Regions from separate parts of the Homo sapiens genome. Here all the other regions are linked to region 4. A link is a contact called in ENCODE Hi-C or POLR2A ChIA-PET data. All regions are on one chromosome and are shown on one strand. Each heading gives the region's core, a stretch centred on a gene start or an enhancer-like site at or near the end of the contact. The rest is flanking DNA. Distances are from core to core; before and after follow the strand shown.

Region 1 (2,700 bases), core at 201-2,700, 1.2 Mb after region 4:
GGGCTAGCATGATGAACCCAGGGCTCTCAATTCCCAGTCAGTGTCCTTTTCAACCGTTTTGCGACTCTCTTTGGCTCTGAGCCCCCCTTGTCCTGTTAATCAGTGCCACACATTATCGAACTCTTGTTTCCTGTGTTAATCTTGTCTCCCCAAATTGTGAGATTCTTGAAAGCAGGAGCCACTGTTTTATGCGGAGGGACTCCATAAATATTCACCAATGATTCATTAGGAAAGCAACTATTGGGGGAATCCCACTTGGTCATTTCCAAAATGGAAAGCAGCATCTTGGAAGTGCAGGTCCCCAAATGTCTAGGGAGGTGACAAGAAGGCAAGCAAAGAATCAAAGAATACTGAGCACAGTGTCCTGTTGCAATACAGGACTTAGTTTGCCGGCCCTCTGGTTCCTTTCCTGGTCTTTCAGATGGAGCTGGAGCTACTTCAGCAGGGCTAAGAATAATCAAGTCCAGGTGGCCTGCCCTTCCATAGCAGAAAGGGACAGACAATAGAGCAATGAAATTACCACTGTTTTCTACACAGAGGTGTGTGGAAAGTGAAGAGAGGGGAAGTTAAGAAATTTGCTGACCCAATTGGGTGGGGGGGGGCTCTTAAAAAGGTTTATGTAGAAATTGTCCCATCTGTGCCTCCATATTTAAAACCTTGTCCAAAATTCTAATTGAACTCACAAAGCACAACTGTGCATATATTTAGTTCGTTATGGAGTTTATGGGGCAGAGGGTCCAGGCTCCTTTTTTCCCCATGCAAAAAGCATGGGCTCAAGCTTTCTTCTTTTCCCCTGTTGCTCAAATAAATAGTGTTCTTTGCTCAAACCCCCTTTCCCTCCTCCTTCTGCAATCTCAGCGCCTAGCGCAAATCTGTTTTCTTCATTGTAACCTCAGCTTCACCGCAATTAATTTTTTTTCCCTCTGGTCACAAGATAATTCCTGACGCCAGTGAGTCTGGAGGTCAGACGAACAGCAAATTGGGGAACAAGGCGGCACTAATTCCTTACAAGTTTCCCTTGAAAAATCTTTCGCTTAAAAAAAACGGGGGGTGGGGGGAGCTTCTTTGCTGTTCAGGGATTTATGACCTCGGAGGAGCTGTGGCTCGAACCAGTGTTGGGCTAAAGGCGGACTGGCAGGGGGCAGGGAAGCTCAAAGATCTGGGGTGCTGCCAGGAAAAAGCAAATTCTGGAAGTTAATGGTTTTGAGTGATTTTTAAATCCTTGCTGGCGGAGAGGCCCGCCTCTCCCCGGTATCAGCGCTTCCTCATTCTTTGAATCCGCGGCTCCGCGGTCTTCGGCGTCAGACCAGCCGGAGGAAGCCTGTTTGCAATTTAAGCGGGCTGTGAACGCCCAGGGCCGGCGGGGGCAGGGCCGAGGCGGGCCATTTTGAATAAAGAGGCGTGCCTTCCAGGCAGGCTCTATAAGTGACCGCCGCGGCGAGCGTGCGCGCGTTGCAGGTCACTGTAGCGGGACTTCTTTTGGTTTTCTTTCTCTTTGGGGCACCTCTGGACTCACTCCCCAGCATGAAGGCGCTGAGCCCGGTGCGCGGCTGCTACGAGGCGGTGTGCTGCCTGTCGGAACGCAGTCTGGCCATCGCCCGGGGCCGAGGGAAGGGCCCGGCAGCTGAGGAGCCGCTGAGCTTGCTGGACGACATGAACCACTGCTACTCCCGCCTGCGGGAACTGGTACCCGGAGTCCCGAGAGGCACTCAGCTTAGCCAGGTGGAAATCCTACAGCGCGTCATCGACTACATTCTCGACCTGCAGGTAGTCCTGGCCGAGCCAGCCCCTGGACCCCCTGATGGCCCCCACCTTCCCATCCAGGTAAGCCTCGAAGTCGGGACAGGGCTGAACACCCAGGCAAGGATGCTGCGGGACCCTCGGAGCTCCCGATTGCCTCGCGTAACTCTTCCCTCTTTTCCTCTAATCAGACAGCCGAGCTCACTCCGGAACTTGTCATCTCCAACGACAAAAGGAGCTTTTGCCACTGACTCGGCCGTGTCCTGACACCTCCAGGTGAGTATCTCCTCTCTTGGAGAGGGAGGTTTAAACGGCAAGTCCTGGAGTTGGCAGACGTTTTGAAAAATTGCCACTCACTCGGTTTAGGGAAACTGAGGCCAGAGAGGGACAAGTGACTTGCCCATGGTTGCATCAAATGAATGGCAGAGTCAGTTTCCATGTGATGTGCATTTAAGCCTTAAATGCGCCTGGGCCCTGCCCTCCCGCAGTGGCCGAGGGTCTGGCAAAGTAGACATGGGTCCGACTAAATACAAGTCTTTCTGTTCCATGTTGTATAGGGAGCTGTCTTCGGCAGCCCCCTCCCAGCTAGTGTCAATTCCAAGTAGGAGGGGTAGCGCAAGCTCCGCCTGTGGTCTTTGGCGCCAACTGGGTGGGGGCAGCGTGGGGCGCGGAGTTATCAGCTGGAGGTACAGACCAAGTTTCCTCCCTGGCGCCGGCCAGTCTGCGGACGGCCCCCGCCTCGGCACGCTCGGCGGAAACTGACTGCTCCTTGGTCTTCTTTCCTCCCCCGCCCAGAACGCAGGTGCTGGCGCCCGTTCTGCCTGGGACCCCGGGAACCTCTCCTGCCGGAAGCCGGACGGCAGGGATGGGCCCCAACTTCGCCCTGCCCACTTGACTTCACCAAATCCCTTCCTGGAGACTAAACCTGGTGCTCAGGAGCGAAGGACTGTGAACTTGTGG
Region 2 (2,700 bases), core at 41-2,540, 1.2 Mb after region 4:
AGAGAGGGGCAAATATGGCAATACATACTTGCAACAAAATGTGATCAATGTTATTATAGATATAGTCTCAGGCACAGTAGACAGTTTCCTGAGGTTGCCCCACTTACACCTCACAACAGTCCTTAATATAAAGTACACATTGTTATCCCCATTTCACTGATGAGCAAACTGAGGCTCAGAGAGGCAAATTCCCCTATCCGGGGTCATATAAACCCTGTCTATCTCTCTGTCTGTCTGTCTGTCTGCAGAGCTCATAGTCTGTTCTCATGAACAAATCCTGCTCCTCTAAAGTCCTGAACAAACATTGCTTCATTCAGTCAACGTGCATTTCTTGCATCCCTATTATGTGCCAAGCCCTGTCTTAGATATTCTTGGAGGTAGAGATGAATAGAACATGGCCTCTGCCCCCACCTCCAGCCAGCAAAGAGGTAGATTGGGGGACCTTGGGTCTCTACCCTGTGTCCTCTATGTGACACTGATGGAGGACCCTTGGGCACTGGCCCAGCCTTCCCCCTTCAAAATGCCCATGGGAAAGGCCGAGGGAGGGAGGCTGAGACAGCTTCAGGCCCCCGGGGCTGCCTTGTCCTCTCAGCCTGGCTCTGACTCACCACCCACACCTGGCAGTGGCCTCAGGCAGCTACGCTGGAAATAGATGGGGAGGGAGGGGACGTGACACCTGCACTCTTGGCTGCCATTCCCACCCTCCCTGCCAGGAAGCAGGGAAACATCAGCTAACAGAGCCCACCTGAAACTGCTGGGCTTGGGAATGCTCCTGGGAGTTGAAGCCCCCAGCCGACTGGAAAGGCTATCCCAAGAGCCATGAGGATTACAATAAAAATCACGATGATGTCTCGCTTTTCACAGTGCTTGGTGGTTCTTGAGCACTTGTTCTATGCCAGGCCCTGGTCCAAGTAAGTGCTTTGCATGTCTTAATTATCTTGCTGAAGTCTCACGGCTCCTCAGGAAGTTATACTGTGATTAAGCCCATTTTACAGATGAGAAACTTGAGATTCAGAGAAGCCAAATAACTTGCCTAAGGCCATGTATTAGGCAACGTGCGCCCATCCCAAGCTTCTCACCCAATCCCAGCTCACATGGCTCATTCCAGTTCACAGGTGTTAGCTGTGTTCCCATCTGCCCTGCCCAATCACCTTCCCTCTTTGACAAGGCAAGCTCACCCTTCTTACAACTCTGGGAAGCAGAAATCAAACTATTACCCTTCTCTTTCCTCCCTACCTATCTCAACCCCACCCAGCCTTCAGCCCAAGTCTGATCATGTTGCCTCCCTGTCTAAAACCTCTCCACTGCCCTTAAGGTAGTGTATTCAGCTGGGCATGGTGGCTCATGCCTGTAATTTCAGCACTCTGGGAGACTGAGGTGGGAGCATCACTTGAGGCCAGGAGTTGGATACCAGCCTAGATAACATAGTGAGGCCCCCATCTCTATAAAAATAATAAAATGATTAAAAAGATAAAATATATTCAGAGCCCTTCAAGAACTGGGCCCTGTCACTTTTCCAGCCTCATCACTCACCAGTCTCTGCCTGGGCAAGTCAGGACACCTCCCAGTCCTTGTTTTTCTGGTGGGGACGATGACACTTCCTCACAGTGAGGAGGATGGAGGGGGCAGATGTATGTGAAGTTCTTAGCAGGGCACTCACCATCTGTTTGGTGTTCAGTAAACCTTCATGTCCTGCTACTAGCTCTGAGCCAGAGGCTGGGGCAGAGTTAGTGATGTGTGAAACAGTCTATTCTCAGCCAGGCTGGGATCAAGGGCTTCATGGTGGGCCGGCCAAGAGCTATCAGTGTTACTGGAATTCATTATTTCAAGAAATGCTGAAAAGCTTCAGAGCAGCAGTAACAAACTAGAAAAAAAAAAAAGGCAAAGGAAACAAACTTTCACAACAGGCTTTTAAAAAAAATCTTTACCACAATGTAGAAGGTAGATATACCCACTCTACAGAAAGGAAAACTGAGGTCAAAAGGGTGACAATAGACGAAAGGTGTCAGGGACAAGGCCGGATCTGGAACCAGCTGTCAGGCTCCAAAGCCCATGTTCCTTCCTCTCCTGCACCCAGCCTCCCCAAGCCTGGAGGGTGGAAAGTGTTTGCTTAGGAGAGGAGGTACTAGTATATTGGGGAACGGGGGAAGAGGAGGATGAAGAGCTTGAATGGGGGCCCAGAGACAGGAACACAAGGCAGATGTGGGTGCAAGGGAGTGGAGATCAATAGCTGGGGTGAGGTCATCTATGACAAACAGAGATGCCTGGATTTGATCCTCTGAGACCTTTGAGCCCAAATCCTTCCTCCCCCTCCACTCCCCTTTCCAGATGGGGAAACCGAGGACCTGTGCCTTGCCCAGGCCTCCATAATGCCGAGGACAGTGAATGGCTGGAGGAGGCCTGAGGGACGAAAGGAGGAGGTCCCGGGTGGGCAGCAGCTGCCACCTCTCTCTGCCCGCCCTATGCCTCTCAGAACAGTGCCCCCACCCCCAGGCTTGGCCTGGTCGCCTGACTTACAGGTGGGAGTGACTCAGGCTGGGGGCCTGCCCTGGTAGCGCTGGCCCCTGGGCCACAACCGAGCTCTGGGCCTCTCAGCTGTGATGTCAGCGGGCTCTTCCTTCCTCCCGCATCTGCTTGAAAAGGTCACCTATTTTAAACTCTTTCTCACCCCACCCTGCCCTTCCCCCAAAAGAGGACGAG
Region 3 (2,700 bases), core at 7-2,506, 1.4 Mb before region 4:
AGTAAACAATATCTATTTAGTTCTAGGTCATTTTTGCCAACAAAGATCCTGCATATCAAGGGGCTCTCTGACAGAGTTCTTGGGAATTCAACTTACTGAACGGTTTAAAGGCGAGGGCAAAGGCCCTGCACAGAAATGCTCATGTGTTGAATGGAGAAAGTCTAAAGTGGGCTTCCTCAGCGCCCAAAGAATTTCTAGATTATAACCAACTTCATGAACGAATTCTCATTTGTAGATTGTGACCACGGGCTAGAAAAGTAACCTGAGATTGTACAATATTTATTCTGTACAGCTGGGGAAGCAAAAGGCTACTGACCCTAGAGCCTGAGAAGTTGGGATCCACTGCTTTAAGTCTACAGGATAGATTTAATAAAAAGAAATGACTTCTGAGATTGTGTTCAGTCCCACTTCCTCTAACTGGACACCCACCCTTCAAATCGCTACTGAATTTCCTAGTGTCTAATTTCCTGCCACAGAATCCTCTGCGCCGGCTGCACAGCAGACGAGCTTTCCTGCTCTACGGGGATCGCCAATCACATCCACTCAAGGTGGTTCGTGTCTCTGAAGCAGTGCCATGTCCTCTCCAGCCTGGTACAGTCCCCATGGGGAAGAGCACCTTCCTGAATAGGGAGGAGAGAGGTGTTTATGAAACCCGTGGGATCCCGGATCCAATGATGCATCCGATGCGAACCTAAGTGACTTTCGACCGAAAGTGGCGGGCCCTCGCTCCCGCTGCTCTAACCAGGCGCTGGGACGCGAGCCGGCCAGGCCAGACACCTGCCGGCGCCCGGGAAGGGCCAGTCGCGGCCAGAGGTGTTGCCCGACGCGGCGGCTCAGGCCGCGCTCATTGGCCAAGTGTCAGGCCCTCCCCCTCCTCGGCCGTGCTCAGATGAAGCCCGGAGGGGAGCCTCCTGAGCCCCTTCGCTCTGAGGAGCCAGCCCTGCAGTTGCCTCAACTCCTCGGGGCTGGGGGCTGAGGGCCGGGGGGAGGTGGCCCCGGTATGAGAGGAGGCCGCGACTGGGGTCGGTGGCCTGAGGAGCGCAGGGCCTTCCCCAGGATGACTCCGCTGACACGTCTGTGACAAGCCTCCCAGGGAGGGAGGCACATGCAGGGCCATCGGCTCTGCAGCAAGACCTCTCCGCCACGCCGAAAGGCCAGATTTACCTCAGGGTAGACGCTGCCGCTTCTCCCTCTCATGGGCTCTGCAGGCCGCCATTATCGGGCAGCTCGCGCCTCCGCTGCCGCCGCCTCCAGTCAGCAGCCGGCGCGCGCCCCCGTGGTGCGCGCGGACACACCCCCTTACGCCGACGGCCCCGCCCCCCTCCGGCTTTCCGTAGCGCGAGCCGGGACGTTCCGCGCCACCGACGAGGCGCGCGGCCGGCGCTCCGCTCGCCTCCTCCCTCTCTCGAGGATTTGCAGAGCCGGGAGTCGTCGGAGGTGTGCGCGCTCCGGAGCGCACCACTGGTGCTGCTCCCCGCAGGGGTGGCCGGGCTCGGGAACCGCGAGGCCACGCCACGCCGGGGCTCGGCCACCCTCCAGCCGCAGCGGGCGCTCAGGGCCCGCGGCCCCGGGGACCGTCTGCAGCGGCAGGTCCGGGCCTGGGGCTGCGCGCGCCCGGCCGCGGCCTCCCCTCCCTCTACCCGCCCCCTTCCGACCTACCGAGCTGCGGGCTGGGGTGCGGGGCTCGCTGGGGTGGAACGCCCGGTGCATCTTCCGCGCGGGTCTCGGGTGCCTGCGGGGCGCGGTGCTCTTTGGCGGGCCTGCGGGGAGGTGCGGCCCGACCAAGGAGGCCTGGCGTCCGCCCCGCCGGGAGGGAGACTGCAGCTTTTCTCCGAGTCACTGAGCCATGTTTGCGGGCGGTGCAGTTGCGGAGACGGCGGCGGCGGCGGCGGCGCGGGGCTGGGTGCGATCATCTGGGAGGATGCCGTCCCCTGCCCCGCCGGCGCGGTGGTATCTCCCTTAAAGAGGCCGGCGCCTCATTGTTCCCCGGCTGCGGCCGCAGGGAGCCAGGGCCACCTCCTCGGCGTGGGGAGTGAGGGCGCGGAGGCGCCTGCACCTGGCTGCGGTGCCCACGGCGCCCCCCCGCGAGGCTCCTGGTGGAGGGTTGGTCTGCAGTCGGCGCAGGGGAGAGGCCTTGGTCCGAGCCAGGATCCACCGCGCTCCTGCCGCTCTCGGGGCTGGACAGTCAATGGGGTCCCCGCCGCTGCTGCAGTCGCTCGGCTGCCACACGCTGTTAGTCAGATCCCGCACGCTGTTGGCCCCACAGCCAGCCCGGGGTCACTTAGGACCGCATTCCTCAGTCATCCAGTTGTTAGATCAGTAAGCATCCGCCAGAAAAGTCCATTCCTTCTTACTCGATTTATTCTGCACCCATTACTTCTCAGCAGGGTGATGATTCCTCCTCCCAGCGCTCGCTCTGTAAGGCACGATGTACAAAAAATCCCTGTCGCTGTGCTCAAAGATCAACTCATTTTATTTTCTGTCCTTTATGCCCCTTCTCCCGAGAGTCTGGCACTGGGTTAGGTCTTTATATAAATGATCTTGCTTAATCCTAACCAAACCCCACAAGAGTAGGTTTTATTATCCTGTTTTTACAGGTGAGGAAACACCTCTGCCTCTTCTCACTGAAGTGTCTGTTTTGGGATGTGTCTACCTTGAATACCCATTCCTGGTGTAACACACCCTCCCCTTAAAAAAAAA
Region 4 (2,700 bases), core at 138-2,637:
TTGTAGAGACAGGGTTTCGCCATCTTGTTCAGGCTGGACTCAAGTAATCCTCCCACCTCGGCCTCCGAAAGTGCTGCGATTACAGGCATGAGCCACCGCGCCCAGCCCTTCTCTATCTCTTAAACACATCCTGAAATGTCCTTTCTTTAAAGTAAAAACTCGGGGAAAAAAAAGAACCCAATAGTTCTAGATGACCATTTACTTTCCGGTATGTTGCCTAGCTCTGAATGAGCCTGGCTTTTTAAGTGGCTGGAAGAAGCTCAAAGTGTTTTTTTTAAGTTTTGAGGGAAGGAGCTGGATCCAGATGTTTATAACTTCGACTCTCTCCTTTGCTAAAATAAAAAGTATTAAAGAGAAAAGCAAAGGAAGAGGGGTAGTATGTGTAAGCAAATAAATTCCACACATGAAAGCTGAAGACACAAGGGAAAACCAACCCTTTAAAGCCCAAGCAAGTTAAGAATTCTCTCCCTCAATTTCTTTCAAAACAAAAGGGCACACACAATCCTTCCCGAAGCAGCAACGCCGGGGGGAGAAGCCAAAATGTTGCATCATACAGAACACTCCGCGCTTGAGAAACGAGAAAGCCAGTAAATGCCCAAGACAGAAAAACACAAGTTGGGAATCTCGGTCTTTTCCGAAGGTCCAAGAGCACCTGCTCTTTGGTAAATTTGTTTAAGATTGCATCGAAAATTAAAGTTTCCGTTTCAGACCAGTGGGGAGCAAATGCTTTTTCAAAAACGCGTTCAAAGAAGTTCGTTTGAAAGCTCATCGGGCGGCGGGCCGCAGTTCGGGCTCCGGGCGGCGGACCGGAGCGCTGGGGAGCGGGTGGGGCCGGGCCCCGGCGCCCGGGCGGGGGGTGGTGACAGGACCCGCGCGCGCCCGGCGCTGGGGCCCCGGGGCAGGCAAGTCCCGCCCGTGGGCTCTTCCCGACCCACCCGGGCGCGGGACGCTGGTCTGGCGTCCGCCGATGCCTACGCGCTGGAGACGGTGGCCGCCGCCCGGGTCCCCAACCCGGACCCCTCGACGGGCCCTCGGAGGCGGGAAGGCGCGGGCGGCCCCCAGACAATGGGCCGGGGGCGCGGGTGCCCGCAGCGGGACGGGTGCTGGCGCCGAGCGGGGGCGCCTCAGGAGAGCCCCGGGACGCCGCTCCCCGCAGCCGGGAGGGAGCCGGGGGATCTGCCGGGCGGGACCGCGAGGCGAGCGCTCACCTTGACGAAGAGCTCGATGAGGGGCTCTTTGTCCTCCTCCTTCAGCCCATTCAGCGGCATCGACAACGCCATGGCCGGCTCGGCTGCGCTCCGCGAACGGCGAGGGCTGCTGCTGCTGCTGCTGCTTCTGCTCCGGGACTGCTCCGGCTGCCGGTTCCCGCCGTGCTGCTCGCTGGACTGTCCGGCGTCGAGCTGGCCACGGCTTCAGCTCCTCAGCACCGCCCCACGCCCCCCGCGCCACTCTGAGCCAGCCGCAGCCCGAGCCGCTTCAAACGGCTGGGAGGGGCGCCGGGGGCGGGGCCTCGGGCTGTAGGCAGGGCCAAGGCGCGGCGCCTCGGGACTCTCCGGGGAAAATAAGGCGGCAGGAGCACGGGGGCGTGGCCTCGAGCGGGGAAGGCGGAGGGACCGCTCCGGAGCCGAAGAAAGGACCTCTGCGGCGCCCCACAGCTGGTAGGGGGCGTGGCCTTGGTGGGCGGTACAAAGCTCAGGCTCTGGCGGGCGGGACCCGGGTACGCCTCTCTAGGGGACTGGTGCGGGGGGGAAAGGAGGGGAGGAATTCCCCAGGGGCCCGAGCCTGACACTGCCTCCCGCCGCAGCGCCTGCGCGTCCTCCGCAGCTGCTGCTGTTGCTGTGCCAGGTGACCTCATGCCTCGGCCGCCCTGGGGAAGCTAGGAGGCGCCTCCTACCCACTCCCCCGCTGCAGCACCCCAGGACTCATCGCCCTTTCCCGCAGCGGCTACCTCCCCAAGTCCCTCTATTACGCGGAGTTGCCTTTTCCAAGACAACTTACTGGAAAGTTTTCATCGCCTGGGGAACACCTTTTTCTTCTGCCTCTGACTTCGTTTTTCCCTTTGACGCTCCTGATCGTTTCGATCTTGGCAGCCAGCATATTCACAAATATATATATATATATATATATTTTTTTTTTTTTTTTTTTTGAGACGGAGTCTGGCTCTATCGCCTAGGCTGGAGTGCAGTGGCGCGATCTCGGCTCACTGCAAACTCTGCCCCGGGTTCACGCCATTCTCCTGCCTCAGCCTCCCAAGTAGCTGGGACTACAGGCACCCGCCACCGCGCCCGGCTAATTTTTGTATTTTTAGTAGAGACGGGGTTTCACCGTGTTAGTCAGGATGGTCTCGATCTCCTGACCTCGTGATCCGCCCGCCTCGGCCTCCCAAAGTGCTGGGATTACAGGCGTGAGCCACCGCGCCGGGCGCATATTCACAAATATTTATGAAACCTTACTGTGTTTCAGGCTCTGAGCTAGCCCTTGGAGAGTAACAACTCCCAAAGCTCAAGATCTTGAACTGCAATCTCAGTGCCTGCAGGCCACTAAGGACTTCCAAGTCGTTGTCCATCTTGTTCCCCACTGCCCACACCCATTTCTTCCCCCCGGCTCACCTGTCAAATTTGAGTGTGCATCAGAATCACCTAGGTGCTACACGCAGCCCCGCTTTTTGTGTTTCCCAGATCCTCTGGGAAAAAGAGAAAT
Region 5 (2,700 bases), core at 7-2,506, 1.2 Mb before region 4:
GAGTCTTTCTAAATTAGGACTGTTGTTTCAGGAAGGTTGGTCACATTTGTTTCTTGATTTGGGGAGATGCAGCTCATTAATAAAATAAAGATATCTCTTCTGCTTAGTCAAGATCTCAAAGCAGGTGTCTTGGTGTATTGACCACCAACCGAGGACACGGTCTTGGTCAGAGAATGGGAGGAGGCGGGGACCATGTTCATTTCATTTATTTTTTTCCCCTTTTTGTGAGAGAAAGGGCCAGTTATTCTAAGGCACGGTCAGACCAATTTCCTTTGTGCCTTTGCTGAGGTTCTGAGCTATCCAGGTCAGGGAGAACAGTGACCTTGTGGCTCCTTTTTCGATTTTTAAAAAGAACCCAGTGCTGCTCTGGGGAGCACGTGCTCTGAGAACAAAAGCAACACTTAACTGCAATCTGTGTAGTCTAGAACGGCTATTGCTCTTCCTCCCCTATCATCCGCAGAAGGCTTGGAAGAACAGATGGAGTCTGCATTTAAGCTGAGTGGCTTTGTTAGACCAAAGGCGATCAAATTCCAGAGCCCCACGCTTTCCCGCACAGGTCCCTGGTCACCGGCTCGGGAACCTGAGGATGCTGGCAAGAACGCACACAGTGAGGGAAGGGCCACGCCCGCGACCTGTGGGCTGAGTGGATTAGAAATTACGATGATGTCACAATATGGGTGACACGCCGGTGTCGGTGTAGGGTGCCGGGGGCAGGGGGCCCTGCAGGGGCGTGGAGTGGCATTGTGCTGTCACAGGGGCTCGGGCGTCTTAGGCACCCATGTGGGTGGCGCACTAGAAGGGGCACTGCTCTGTCCGAGTGCTGCCCTTGGGGCGAGGCGGGCATGTGGCTCTACAAGGTGGAGTCCAGGCGGCCAAAGTTTGGAAAGGTAGGGAAGGACCCCCCCGCCCTCCGCCTGCTCCGCCCTGCCCTTGTTCTCGAGAATGGGGAGCTGGTTCGGACCTAGTCCGGGGTCCACTGCCACGCCCTCTTCCACGGCGAGACCACCCCCCTAGTCCCAGGCCCACACCTGGGGATGCTCCCCAGGCGCCCTGCAACCCCCGGCATTGTCCTCCTGCCCTCCGGGACAGGACTACACTTCCCGAGGTGCTTCGGGGTCCCGGGGGGCGGCGCTCCACGCGGGTTGTGGGGGGCGGGGGCGGCACGTGCCGCCGCTCTCGGCCAATGCGGAGCCCCGCGCGGAGGTCACGTGCCTCTGTTTGGCGCTTTTGTGCGCGCCCGGGTCTGTTGGTGCTCAGAGTGTGGTCAGGCGGCTCGGACTGAGCAGGTGGGTGCGGGGCTCGGAGGAGGCGGCGGCTGGCTGAGGCCAGCAAGAGGGACGCGGTCGGCGGGAGGGGCTGGGCCGTGGCAGCGACCCCCTGCTGCAGGGCGGCGGGCGGGGCTGCGGGCCTCGGAGGGGTTGGTGGGCGGGGGTCGCTCCGCTTTGTGTGTGGCTCGGGCGGAGCCTCGCCTTTGTCCCCGCTCTCCGGGGGCGCGGCTGTTCGTGGGCAGGGGGCTGGGCGATCACCGGGCGTCCGCTCCGGGGTGCCGTCGAGGAGACAATAGGGGGCGTGGGCCCTCGTTTACCTCCCTCCCTCCCTCCCTTCCCTGCGGGCCCCGCCGGGTTCCCCATTGTCTGAAGGGACGGGGCGGTGCCCCAGGGACCAGCGGCTTTAGGACCAAACTGCGGGCAGCCAGGGCCGCGACCCTCCCTGCGACCGTCCCCTGGCGACCGCAGCTGGTGATTGAGGGGCGGCGCTCCCGGGCCCCACGAGGGTTCTTCTGTCTTCGCGGCCGGACGCGCGGACAGCGTGGGTGGCGGCAGGTTGGGCATGGGGACGGCGGGAGGCGGTGGCGAGCTCACCGCGGGACCACCCGGGGGCCTGTTCCCGGGGCCTGCCCCACCCGCTGAACTGTGAAGGGGGTGGTGGCGGCGGCCTGGAGGTGTTTTTGGCGGGAGTTGGGGGGGGCGTCCGCGCAGGGGGAGTCAGGCAGGGGCGGAGTTACCCGGATTGGACCGTTAGCCCCGCCCACCCCTCCCCTTCCCACGCGCGCGGGCTCCGGGGTGTTGAGTTCGGGGAGATTCGAAAAGGCGCGGGGAGGAAGGGGGCGGGGCCAGGGGCCGGAGCGCAAGGCGTGCTCTGATTGGCCGGGGGCGACCGGTCCTCTTTTCCTCGCCCGGACCAGGGCCACGCCCATCCTGGGTCCGGTGCTGCGTCTAATTCTCTGCTTTTCTTAAATCTTGTCGCTGCCTCTGATTTTAATTCCTAGCTTTTGGGAACCTGTCATCCTACGTTTTTGGTACTAGCTGGCGTCTACAAAAGTCATAATGTTAAAAAGATCAACAAGAGATACAGCATTTTTCATGACATAACGGCAGCAAATATAAGTCAAAATCTAGAGGTTCATAAACATTTTGCTTGCTGTTGGGCAAGGAAGCTTAAACCTGAGGGACAATAGGAGTTCAACATTATTGGTTACTATTAGCTTGGGCGTTTTCTTATCCACCACGTCAGACACAGACAAAGCAGGGGTGGGTATTTCATTTGCACAATGAGTTGTAGGCAGTATTAAGATGGCTCCGGGGGCACTGTTGAGTTGAATCTGGAATATCTTCTTACAGTTTCGGTGAAATGTTAAAGAGTTTATGGGGGAAAAATTCTTCACCCTTGTGACTTTGTCTGATTTTAAAAATCCAAGAG
Region 6 (2,700 bases), core at 43-2,542, 1.4 Mb after region 4:
GCCACCACACCGGGCTAATTTTTGTATTTTTAGTAGAGGCAGGGTTTCACCATGTTGATCAGGCTGGTCTCGAACTTCTGACCGATACACCCGCCTCGGCCTCCCAAAGTGCTGGGATTACAGGCATGAGCTACCACGCCCCGCCCGTTTTCAATAATTAAATATAGGTTTGTAGGTTCTGAGAAATTTAATCATCCTTGAGTGCATCTGGAAATCTGCAGACCACTGCTTGACTTCCTCCACTTCCTAAGGGTGGGGCATTGGAGTTTGGGGTTGGGAAAAAAGCGCTTGCACCACAGAAGTGAGTTCGGAAGGTTTCTATGAGACGAGACAGGTTTGGACTAAGGACAGGGAACAAATCAGTAGGAATGGCAGGTGAGAAATAGGTTTAGGACTAACACGAATTATAGTGTCCTTTGGGAATTACCCCTTTCCCCTGCATGGCTCTTTTGGCTTCAGAGATGTATATAGCTGCTTTATTTTATGAATATCAAGTAGCTCCAAACCCTGTGGGGAAAAGCTCCCTGCTCTATCACTTGTGTTACACATTGCTTTTGAGTCATTTTAACGATTTCCCTCACAGTCTGCCACCAACGATGTGTGGACGGCAGCCAGGGAGGGAAAGAGGCATTTCTCCGATCGTTCCAAGGAATGATTATCTAGACAAAATCCTCAGCAAAATGACGAGCCAAATCATCCTTAAATCGTGTGCTCACTAGAGGCGAAAAGATGACCGAAAGAGGCCCGAACGCGTGGCTATGGGCGTGTCTGGGGGGAACGCCGGCCGCGGGGGTGCGAGGGAGGACTCGGGGGCTAAGGGCGGCCGGTGGCGGGACGCAAGCGCCATGGCGGAGCTGGGCCAGTGCTGACCATAGGGGGCGGGGCTCCGGAGGCGGCCACGCGGCGCGAGGCCTAGATTTTCGGCCTCGCATCGGCGGCAGACGAAGAGGGAGGAGCTTCGTCCACCCAGGACCCAGCGCCCCCAAGCCTTGCAGCCACCAAGGGCTTCCACCACAGACCCCTTTGTGTGCCTGCCCCCGCCCCGGAGGCGCCCCAGCCAGGGGCGCTGAGCACCCTCATTGGTTCAGCCGGCAGCTTCATCGATTGGCTCTCGAGTCGTCCGGCGTGGTCCGTTTTGCCTGGATACTACTGGTCGTCTGAGCTGCCTGTCAGGCCGCCTCGCCAAGCGATTGCCCCGTAGCTCGGAGTCCCTGGAAGCAGTTCCGGGAAACCCCGCGTGCTGCCGGGATCGCGTCTCAGTCCATCAGGGGGGGGAGGGGGTGGCGCGCGCGCCATTTCTAGTCGTTTTCAAAGCGCCTCGCGCTGATTCTCACGGGCCCGGCTGCCGGCCCCCGCTCTGCCCTGGTGAGTCTCGCGCCGGCCCGTGGGGGGAGGGGCCGGGAGCCCCGATGCGACCCGACTCAGCCCGGGCTCCGTGCCTGGTCCCGTTTCGTTTGCGCTCCGAGGCCCCGGGGTGGGGGTGGGGACGGGCTGGGGGCGGCTTCGGTCTAGTCCGCCCGCGCGGCTGTGGGCCTAGCCCGGCCGAAACGCTTCTCGCCCTCGCTCTTCCTCCCCCCGCCCCTTTAGCCCGCGGTCCGGCCCGCTGGGCGCTCTCCGCGCGGCCTGCTGGGGCCGGCCGTGCTTTTCCCGCCTCCGCTCGCTGCTCCATGCGGCCGGATCCCGCGAAGGGCCTGAGGCGCCCGCGGCCCTGCCGCTTCTCCCCGCCGGAGCCGCTTCGCTCCCGCCGCGGCCGGCCTAGCCCGAGAGGGATGTGCTGATGATCCGGACGGGCCTGAGGGGATGGGGGTGGGGGGCGGAAGGCGGGGTGCAGATCCCAGGGTTATCTGAGCCGGGAGAAAAGTTTTGTGTGAGCAGAAACCGAAAGGCCGATTTGTGTGGGAAGCCTCCCTCCCCTCCCACATTCTGCATGCCGCGGGCTGAGATTTGAAGGAAAAAATGACTACTAGAGGCCGTAGAACTTAGGCTCCAAGCGGCGCCTGAAATGGATAATTCTGAGACTGTCAGAGGCGCACCAAATTGGAAAGGCGATCCTTTTTCTTACACGGTAGTGGCCGTATTGCCAAATTTTTAAAAAAGCCCAGGGCTTCTTGGAAGGTTCAGTCCTTTCACACTACCTGTTTGAGATTTTTGCAGTCCTCAAGTGGCTGAATTGATGTCTCATGAGTCAGTCGTAGGATGAGAGCTCGACACTCCTAAGCCATGAGATAACCGTTAGTCTCATTTCGTTGGTTCTTTTAAAGCCCGTCTCTTAATATGAAGAATTTGCACAGAGAGGTTCAGAAAAAGTCAGGGAGGAGTTAGTGCTGACATCCCGAATCTCCCAGCAGCCCTTTTAAATCTTTAAATGTCTCCTTTTTTTTTGCAAAAATGTTTAGATCAAATGACTCCAGTCACGTTAGTATATTTGCTGCATCCAGAAATATGGTTTGGCTGTGTGGCATTGTGTTGAATGCCACATTTGAATGAGTTTCAAATGGTCTCATATGACATAAAAAGTCTTTTCAAAATGAGCATTTTGTATTTGGCTTGAAGAGAGAGGGCTTTCCTTGATCCGAAGGTTTTATTTTCTGGAATCTAATTATTTTACGGTTTTTTTGTTAAAATTTACAAACTTTTTTTGAAAATTTTAACCAATTTCAGTATCAACTTGTAGAGCCTTTGCAATGAAATGGTAGGCAT
Region 7 (2,700 bases), core at 101-2,600, 1.1 Mb after region 4:
GGTGCTGTGTTTATGAATCAGGGACTCAGGAAGGGCAGAGCTCAGCTTAAAGAAGGTAACTGGGAGTGGGTGAGTTGTCCTGGGAGGATGTAGAGGCTGCGCAGTAGGCCGAGGTGCCCATGACTGCGGAGGCAGGAGGAGGAAGGGCTGCGGGGGCCTGCAAGGGAGCTGCTAGCTAGATAGGAGGAAGACGAAGAAGGGGATCCAAACTTGCCCTGAAGTTGAGGGAGGTGACAGCTTGGAGGAGAAAGGTGAGGTCCACTCCAGAGTCAGGTGTCACAGAAGGGCTGAGAAGAGGTCACTGGATCTAGCCATCAGGGTTGTCCATGCCCTGGGCAGGAACATTTTCCTGGTGTGAGGGGGACTGGACTCTGGAGAAGCTCAACGGTGAAAAGTCTTTCTCAGTGCACCCAGGGTGAATCATGGCCCCTTCCCAGCCGAGGTCCATTCTGCCTGCTTCTTCATCCTGCCCCTCACACTCCATGGATGGTACTCCGTGCCTAGTCCTGGTTGGTCTATACACTCCAGGAGCAATCGCTAGGAATCACGATAAGTGTATTCTCCATTTGAGCCTTGTTTCAGTCAGTCCTGAGAGGTCTGTATTATTTTCACCCCCATTTTACAAATAAGCAGACTGAGGCTCTGCCCCACGTGCCCAAGACTGGGGATAGGTTTCATCCCTAACTTGTGGGTCGCATTTGAGAACAGGAAACCCACATCATCTGAACCTACAACATCCAGACTCGGTGGTTCTCAAACTTCAGCCTGCCTACAAATCACCTGAGATTCCTATGAATTCTGCTCTTGGGCCCCAAACTGCAGGAATTGATCGAGCAGGTGTGAAGCCGTATTTGGAGATGTGTGTTGTTAACCAGCACCCCAGGTGGTTCCCATGCAGGTGACCGAAGTCCACCCTTGAGGAAGCATTAACCCAACCCTGTGCGGCACAGAGGGTATTTCAGGCACTGGATTGGTCTGGACCCCAAGCAACCGGTTTCTGGCGATCAGTTAGGGCTCTGGCTGCAGCTGGGAGCGGATTGGGGCGGAGGGAGGCAGAGGGCGGTAATAAAGAAACAACAGGAAGCTCTGCTTTTATTAGCCCTGGGTAGTAGCAGCTGCAGGTGAGTAATCTGATTTCTGCGGCGTCCTGTTTTCTCCGCTGCCTGGCGGTTCCTCGACACCCACTCACCTGCCGCCAGCCACGGGAGAGAGGGCAGGGGGGAGGGAGGATGGGCGTGGGGCCCCGCCCGCCCAGGTCCCTCGCCCACGCCCACGCGGGCGCACCCGCCGCGCCGACGCCGCCACCGGCTGCGCACCTGCCGCGCTTGCTGCGGGGAAGCCAGGCTCTGCTGTGGCGGCGGCGGCGGCGGCGGCGGCTGGCGGGGAGGAGACGCGGACTCCCACTCGCGGCCCTATCGCTTGCTCCCCGCCTCCCCGCCAGAGCTGCGCCACCAGGCTCTGGGCGCGCTCCCATGATCGGAAGGCTGAGAGCCGTCTCCCAGCTCCACCCTTGACTTCTGAACCTCAGTTGCTGCTTCTGTCAAATGGGAGCACGTCCACCTACCAGTGCTAGACTGGAGAGATCAGGAAAGGGGTGCTAAAGTTACAAACTGTAAAGGGCTGTAGCGATCACCAAGGCATCGGAAGGAAACTGGCCAAGAAAGGCAAGTCTCTTAGCTTTGCTGGGCCTCGGTTTCCTTATCTGTAACATGGGAATGAGTAACCCTTCCTCATAAGCAGATGATGCTCGTGACGTGGATGGAACGCAGAGCAGGACAAGGGCAGTGGCTGCCGTGGGGTCATTATTACTGTTGCTGTTAGCCCAGGCCAGAATCTGCATTCCCTCTTCTTACTTGGATACCCCGGTTTTCCCTGGTTCTCAGCACACGTTTAGGAAATGGGGGGCTTGGATCACAAAAGGATTTTCAGGGTCAGGGGCTTGCCCAAGACTGGGGATTGGCTCCATCCCTAACTCTCTGAACCAAGCTTTCCATCTGTAAAATGGGGTTGACAACAACTTCCCTGAAACCCACAGACATATAAAGACCAATGAGAAACTCAGAAACACCTGGTAAACTGCGAAGTACTACCCACATGCAAAGACTGTAATTATTTCTTCCAGGTGCCTCTTTGCCCTAAAGAGTCAAGGATGAGTCAAGAACCAAATGAGATGAGCCAGGAGGATCCCTGTGAGAAGGGCCGGATGGCATTCCCCTTTACCCATGGAGCTCACTGCAGTGTGCAGCGATGGCCCAAGGGTGGAGAGGAAGGTCAGGCTGGGTCCTGCCCTTGGGGGCTCATGTCCCAGTTAGCCCACGACGCAAAGGCCCAGGTGTGATGGGAGCACAGAAGAGGGGGGAAGCCGACTCTCTGGGCAAGGGGGATCAGGCTGGTACAGGGGGTACTTCCCAGAGGAGTCAGCCTTGACGGGACTCTCTGAAAAATGGTTGTAGCTCAGGTGGGGAGAGGGGCAAGGCACGTGCTGGACAGAGACGGATTCCAGCAGAAAAGTCCAGAGACAAGAAAGGGGGTAGTGTGCTCAGGAAAAGGGCGTGAAACGTGACTGAAATGCAGGATGGGGAGAGGAAATGGATTCAAGATAAAGTCAAATTGGAGCCGGGCATGGTGGTGCACGCCTGTAATCCCAGCTACTTGGGAGGCTGAGGCAGAAGAATCACTTGAACCCCAGAGGCAGAATTT

What was found. A loop is a pair of places that touch in the nucleus more often than their neighbours do. ChIA-PET counts read pairs that join two places held with the same protein, here RNA polymerase II (POLR2A). Pooled maps may share reads with other maps.
Region 1: a loop to region 4 is called in a pooled map, with 9 times the contacts of the local background. The contact joins the promoter of ID3 here to the promoter of CLIC4 in region 4. A Hi-C loop is called at or near these places in 9 of 50 pooled maps. POLR2A ChIA-PET finds 5 or more read pairs at or near these places in 3 of 52 experiments (H1, OCI-LY7 and WTC11).
Region 2: a pooled map shows a loop between it and region 4 (6-fold over the local background). The contact joins the enhancer-like site here to the promoter of CLIC4 in region 4. A Hi-C loop is called at or near these places in 4 of 50 pooled maps. POLR2A ChIA-PET finds 5 or more read pairs at or near these places in 2 of 52 experiments (K562 and activated B cell).
Region 3: a map of CD8-positive, alpha-beta T cell shows a loop between it and region 4 (16-fold over the local background). The contact joins the promoter of PDIK1L here to the promoter of CLIC4 in region 4. A Hi-C loop is called at or near these places in 1 of 168 maps with a recorded cell type or tissue (CD8-positive, alpha-beta T cell), 3 of 37 single-sample maps with no recorded cell type and 11 of 50 pooled maps.
Region 5: a loop to region 4 is called in a pooled map, with 14 times the contacts of the local background. The contact joins the promoter of STMN1 here to the promoter of CLIC4 in region 4. A Hi-C loop is called at or near these places in 6 of 50 pooled maps. POLR2A ChIA-PET finds 5 or more read pairs at or near these places in 2 of 52 experiments (BJ and activated T-cell).
Region 6: a loop to region 4 is called in a pooled map, with 7 times the contacts of the local background. The contact joins the promoter of HNRNPR here to the promoter of CLIC4 in region 4. A Hi-C loop is called at or near these places in 1 of 168 maps with a recorded cell type or tissue (ovary), 2 of 37 single-sample maps with no recorded cell type and 3 of 50 pooled maps.
Region 7: a loop to region 4 is called in a pooled map, with 3 times the contacts of the local background. The contact joins the enhancer-like site here to the promoter of CLIC4 in region 4. A Hi-C loop is called at or near these places in 2 of 50 pooled maps. POLR2A ChIA-PET finds 5 or more read pairs at or near these places in 2 of 52 experiments (Panc1 and activated B cell).

What each region holds. Positions count from the first base shown.
Region 1 is chr1:23,558,251-23,560,950 of GRCh38, reverse strand. It overlaps ID3 (inhibitor of DNA binding 3), which reads left to right and starts at 1,450. Exons shown (of 3, transcript NM_002167.5): 1 at 1,450-1,824; 2 at 1,932-2,016; 3 at 2,536-2,700. The coding sequence starts at 1,525. The coding sequence ends at 1,991. The region is part of intron 2 of LOC124903876 (a long non-coding RNA gene); the gene reads right to left. RefSeq lists silencers at 1,137-1,383, 1,251-1,510 and an enhancer at 2,451-2,580.
Region 2 is chr1:23,591,646-23,594,345 of GRCh38, reverse strand. No RefSeq gene overlaps it. Among named protein-coding and RNA genes, the nearest start is that of ID3, 33 kb to the right of the region's middle. RefSeq lists enhancers at 104-874, 875-1,646, 1,370-1,649, 903-2,102. Within about 2 kb of position 1,290, at least 12 of the 41 ENCODE cell types and tissues checked have a DNase peak (open chromatin) inside an H3K27ac peak, as active enhancers do.
Region 3 is chr1:26,110,380-26,113,079 of GRCh38, reverse strand. PDIK1L (PDLIM1 interacting kinase 1 like) reads right to left here and starts at 1,256. Exons shown (of 3, transcript NM_152835.5): 1 at 1,165-1,256. RefSeq lists enhancers at 493-602, 983-1,212 and silencers at 1,263-1,902, 1,963-2,242.
Region 4 is chr1:24,744,134-24,746,833 of GRCh38, reverse strand. It overlaps CLIC4 (chloride intracellular channel 4), which reads right to left and starts at 1,387. Exons shown (of 6, transcript NM_013943.3): 1 at 1,209-1,387. The coding sequence starts at 1,280. RefSeq lists silencers at 816-975, 1,076-1,785 and enhancers at 867-1,472, 1,473-2,078.
Region 5 is chr1:25,904,975-25,907,674 of GRCh38, reverse strand. STMN1 (stathmin 1) reads left to right here and starts at 1,256. Exons shown (of 5, transcript NM_005563.4): 1 at 1,256-1,286. It overlaps MIR3917 (microRNA 3917), which reads left to right and starts at 1,221; the gene lies at 1,221-1,313. It overlaps LOC105376885 (a long non-coding RNA gene), which reads right to left and starts at 1,125. Exons shown (of 2, transcript XR_947102.1): 1 at 1,029-1,125; 2 at 1-639. RefSeq lists silencers at 1,014-1,323, 1,344-1,433, 1,824-2,243, 2,023-2,317.
Region 6 is chr1:23,342,876-23,345,575 of GRCh38, reverse strand. It overlaps HNRNPR (heterogeneous nuclear ribonucleoprotein R), which reads left to right and starts at 1,292. Exons shown (of 11, transcript NM_005826.5): 1 at 1,292-1,365. RefSeq lists silencers at 750-869, 1,380-1,739, 1,750-1,819 and an enhancer at 775-1,359.
Region 7 is chr1:23,618,246-23,620,945 of GRCh38, reverse strand. No RefSeq gene overlaps it. Among named protein-coding and RNA genes, the nearest start is that of MDS2, 7.7 kb to the left of the region's middle. RefSeq lists a silencer at 1,158-1,427 and enhancers at 933-1,433, 1,434-1,934. Within about 2 kb of position 1,350, at least 9 of the 41 ENCODE cell types and tissues checked have a DNase peak (open chromatin) inside an H3K27ac peak, as active enhancers do.